2 separate regions of the Mus musculus genome follow, and region 2 is linked to region 1. Evidence: chromatin loops called from intact Hi-C (ENCODE). Cell type or tissue: heart. All regions are shown on one strand.

Evidence for each region. Hi-C counts contacts between places; a loop is a spot of excess contacts. Peaks named below come from ENCODE experiments on the same cell type or tissue, not always from the same donor. Only the 100,000 strongest peaks of a DNase experiment are listed, where the experiment ranks them.
Region 2: a loop joins it to region 1, with 1.9 times the contacts of the local background. A loop is called at or near these places in 2 of 42 quality-filtered maps.

The regions. Positions count from the first base shown.
Region 1 is chr10:123,075,039-123,077,538 of GRCm38, forward strand. Mon2 (MON2 homolog, regulator of endosome to Golgi trafficking) reads right to left here and starts at 1,467. Exons shown (of 36, transcript NM_001163024.1): 1 at 814-1,467. The coding sequence starts at 924. In heart, no CTCF peak of the experiment used is centred here; DNase peaks (open chromatin) are centred at 873 and 1,433; H3K4me3 peaks cover 2,228 bases; H3K27ac peaks cover 1,446 bases.
Region 2 is chr10:123,025,736-123,028,235 of GRCm38, forward strand. Mon2 (MON2 homolog, regulator of endosome to Golgi trafficking) reads right to left here. Exons shown (of 36, transcript NM_001163024.1): 16 at 1,174-1,278; 17 at 672-752; 18 at 519-592; 19 at 345-435. Among named protein-coding and RNA genes, the nearest start is that of Mirlet7i, 41 kb to the left of the region's middle. In heart, no CTCF peak of the experiment used is centred here; a DNase peak (open chromatin) is centred at 1,206.

The DNA of each region.
Region 1 (2,500 bases):
TTTTCAATTCAATATCTGGAAAATTTTATTAGCATACATTGAGCTCCCTGATACTCGTCCTGTGAGCCCCAGTCATCATCACCATCACCACCATCGGTTTTGGAAACAAGGTCTCTTTATGTACCCTGGTTGTCCTGGTGTCCACTCTCTAACTCACAGAGATCCACTCGCATCTGAGTATTGGAGCTAAAAGTTTGGCTACCACACCCGGTCTCCTATACTGGTACCACAATTTTCAGCTATTCTACAGCTGAAAAACAACAACAACAACAACAACAACAACAACAAATTATGCACCCAAGAGGCTATATATACTCAGATATATTTGTTTTGCAAAGCATCCTACTAGAATACTGCTTGTGCAGGGCTTAACATGGTTATCGTAGGCCTTGACCATTTGCTGTAATTTGGGGCTCTAGTTTATCACGACGATTAGATTTTTAGGTGGGCTGAATAACACAGACAAGAAGGAAATGTTCCCACACACTATGCCCACCTAAGTATGGAGAACGGATTCCGCTACAGCGGTGGATACTCATTCTTAGGAGCAATATACCTGACTCGAGTGTCACCAAACCGGCTCACTCATGGAACTTCGCTCCGAAATAAACATAACAAGAGAATGGAAGAAATCAAATCTCCTTGGAACTCTCAAAAGAATTCTACGAACAGCCTTTGCTGGGCAATCACCAAACTTAACTGGCGGAATGAAAATTAGTATAGGTGTTGGGGAATCGAGGAAAGCGGTCTACGAGGACCAGGGAGCGCTCGTGACGTTCCCCCCCCCCGCCCCTGACGTCGCCTGGGACCTACCTCCTTGACAGGTGGGAACTTCTTCTTGCATTCTAGTGACAAGGCCCGCAGGTCGCTCTGCATATTCTCCAGCAGCTTCTTCACAGCCTCGGGGCTGTTGGTGCAGGACATGGTCCCTCCAGGTCACCGCCGATCTGGGACCAGCACTACCAAGCAGGCACTGTCAGCAGCTTGCGCGGCCCGCAGCCAGCCGGCGGCTCCTCAGTCTTCCTTAGCCGGGGCCCAGGGCTCGGCGGGCGGGCGGGCGGGCGGGCGCACGGCCGGAGCCGGGCTGCGTCTCCCGAGGCGTGCCCGAGTTCCCCCCGGGCCGCCCCGCACCGCCGCCGGCCGCTCGCCGAAACCTGCCCGCAGCGGTGCAGCCCCACCAGGCTCCACCGGCGCCGGCTCAGGAGCCCACCAGACGGGCAGGTCCCTCCCGCTGCCGCGGGGCCTGGCCACGGCGGGCGTCACCGGCCGAGCTGGCCACAAGCTTCAGCGATGCCCGCCCCGGGTGCCCAGACCCGCCGACGCCATTAGCCCAGTCGCCCACAATTCCGAGCGCGGCCCGGACACGTCAGCCGCACTTCCGGACTCCGGGCCCCGCCCCCGCCCGGGCCAATCCGGAGGCGAGTCTCTGGAGGGGCGGGGCCGAGCGAGAAGCCCAGAACGAGCTCCAGCTGGGCAGTGCGGACCCCGCCCCCGCCGTCGACGCAGGTGGCCGGCACAGCTGCGCAGGCGCGTCCTGTTTTTTTTGGCTGGCTGGTAACCTGGGGATGATCGGAGGTGTCTCCCTACGTCTGTTTGTGATCCATTCTCTTCTGCTATAAATATTTGCTTTTTTTAAAAAATGAATTTGTCTTGTCCGTCACTTCTGCCTCCTTGATCCCCACCCCCCTGACTTAAAACACAAATCAGCGTCTTGCTCCTACCTCCCCGGCCTGGGGAACCTAAACGACAATCCTGCGGAGTTATCCAAATCGACTGACTTTGGTTTATTTAACTGCGGAGTCGTCCCTGATTTTCCTTATCTGTTAACAAGACTCCTCCTGCTCCCCGCCCCCTCCCCGCCTTCCACCGACAGATCCCTTTTATGTTTTTATTTTGCTTTGTTTTTGTTATCTCCCCGCCCCACCCACCCACCTCCCTGACTGTATACCTAGAACATACTAGGTAATTGACGCTCAAATAAGGAACCAATTCATTAGATCAGAAGTGCCAAATAAATGTAAGGCAAAAACTAACGTGAGCTTTTTCGATGTTCCAGGTGAGTCTATTTTTGCCCAAGACATTTCTCTGTTGTAATAAGCAGGAAGCAGAAATAATTTCAGCGTATTGTTCGGATGAGCAAAGCCAGCCTGTGTGGATTGAAGTTGGAAGAGGAGGAAGCTATGTCTGTGTTAAGCTATGTCTGTGAGACTGATTGGAACGTCTTGATTATGGGAAGATGGAATGTTGCAAGTCTAGAATCTAACTATCTTGGTTATCTTTTGCCCCCAGGTATCCACTTACTGTCATCTCTGTGTTTGACCTAACACCCTTGTCTTTTTTTTTTTTTTTTTTTTTTTTTTTTTTTTTTTTTGGAATGTGCCATCAGATTCCTAACTTCCAATGACTCAAAGGCGATCACTATCAGATAGTCCCTGAGGGGCGTGACAGAAAGTTTCCAGTTTTGCTGTAACTCACCTACCTGATGTTCTCAACCTCTGAG
Region 2 (2,500 bases), 49 kb before region 1:
GATTTTCCACTCCAATGAGGGCAAACCCACCACCAAAATCTACAGCCCACGTCCTAACTGCAGTCTTGTGTTTCCTGCATCGTAAGTGGTCCTGGCAAGCACTGTCAAGATAGTTTGTGACAGCTCCGTATAAAAGCCGTGTTGCATGTAAGAAAGAAGGGACATAACTTTAAACCTACTACACACATGGACAAATCAGCAGCTACACCGTGCCGTCTTTACTCCTGCTACAAGCGCTAAACACCTACCTACAGGCCACTGCAACCAAAGCCCCAGCCCTACCATCAAACACTAGGGTGACTTATATACCTTGTATAACTAAAAAGAAATGTAGATTACCACACCTTATTATTTCCATAGGCCATATCCATTGCTTCTAGAGATAAGGAACAAAGTGCATTTATTAAATGATGCAAAGATACGTCATCAAGATACCTAAAATGAAAATGAAAAAGACAATTTCATCTCAAATATACAGCTCAAAACAGTGTAGCTGTCAGTTTACAACAGGGACTTACTGTGAGCTTTCAAACAGTCTAGAAAGGATGTTGGAGATCACTGGCAAGTCCGTCATCACCGCTGTTGTCAGAACCTAGAAGAAGGGGGACGTCAGTGTGGAGTGTGCGTGACATTTCAGGAAGCCCCCACCAACTACAGGGGCTGCCACTTACTGTGCTGGGCCCTTCTACTGCTCTGCCAGGCTTCAAGGCACCACCACTACTAGGCTTTAGTCCCAGAATCCACACAAGATGCTAAAATTAAAACAAGATAAAACCTTAAAAATTCTAATAACTAAAATCAATGGTAATAGCTCACAATGAAAACTAAACACAGTAATATCCTAATAATTAGGAGCAAAGTAATTAGCACCATTCATATGAAATAATTATAGCATGAGCAGTAGAGTTTATGGCACTGTAAGCAGTCCATTACTTCCTGACGCATTGCTAACACTTGCTTACTTCTTGCCATGTCTCTGCCTCATACTATCTCTTAGGCCTTCCTAAAGGGCCAGCAGGCATTGTTTAACTGTTAGCAGTCATACACCTAGAATCCAGTACTGCAGCAGGCATTGTTTAACTGTTAGCAGTCATACACCTAGAATCCAGTACTGCAGCAGGCATTGTTTAACTGTTAGCAGTCATACACCTAGAATCCAGTACTGCAGCATACCTGAAGAGTTGCCAGAACAAGTTGCCATGATGTTCCAAGAACAGCGCCGTGACAGTGGGCCAAGTTCAGCAGAGTCCTCATGCACTGAATATTTTTGGAAGTCAGCTATGTCGAAAAGAAACAGATTGTAGCAACTTCTATAGATTCTTAAAAATTAACAGCTCACAGATCAGCACGAATGCATTCAAAGACTGTCTTAAATGAAAAGCAAGAATACTAGGAAAAGAAGTTTGGGTGGTTTTACAAAACACAAAGTTGTGTTACTATGGCTGGAGTGACAGTTTGCTGAGGAAACTGTTTGCCACATTGCCAAGGGTCAGGCAGGAGGAACGACAAATGGCTTTAGAACTCATGAAATGCAGCCCACCTGGTACCATAGCCACAGAGATGAGCCTCGGTGTGGCACGGCCCGAGGACCAGTGTCCTGAGGACTTCATGCTGTTATGGGGTTCTGCTCTGCTTGCTGCCTTCACATCCCTCTTAATCTAAGAATTGTATGAAAACTTGAAAGGGCCCTCCAGCCCCTCACTGGGCTGTGACTCTGGCACTCACAGTACTAATGCTTGCTTTCTCTCAGGCACTGCTGCTGGGGCAGTTAATGGTTCAATCACCACCCTAGAGAAGAACTTAGATACTTAGATTGTCAGCAATGACTACTGCCTTTAGAAGACATTTGGAAAAATACAGTTGTTAGTGAAGCTAGGTTGAAATGTTTTTGCTACTTACTGGCTCTGATGTAGAAAATCTTAGGGAACCATATCAAGTTCAGAAAGGCACACTCTTATTATTTAACCTTTTATAGTCAGGGGACGAGACAACGGCAGCACTGGTGACCTGACTCTCACTGAGGCTGGACTGGCGATGATTGATTTCTTGTACCCATGTTTGCCCTCAGCTTCCTGATATGATTTAGTAAGATAAGCTGATGAATAAATATGCATTCTGAGTATTTAAGGTAGATATGACTGATTTTTATATGAAGGTTTAGATCTGTGACTCAAGAATTTTACAAGACTACTTTTAAAGATAAATAATAAAATAATTACTCCTTTCTTTGTAACTGCAAATTGCTGCCTGCCAGTAAGAGAAACTGGCTGAGAAAACTCCCTTGCTTACTTACACTTTGTTAGTCTATAACAAGTTGCTTAGCTATGAATATACGTGGGTTTGGGGAAATAATTTGTTTTCTTTACCTGTACTACTTAACGTTATTTCTTGTAAAGATGCAGGGGACACACTGTGTTTTCATAATCATTTATCAGAAGAAAACCAAAAGGTAACGCACTGTGATTCTATACTGCTTCAAAGATCTTGCTGGGATGTACAA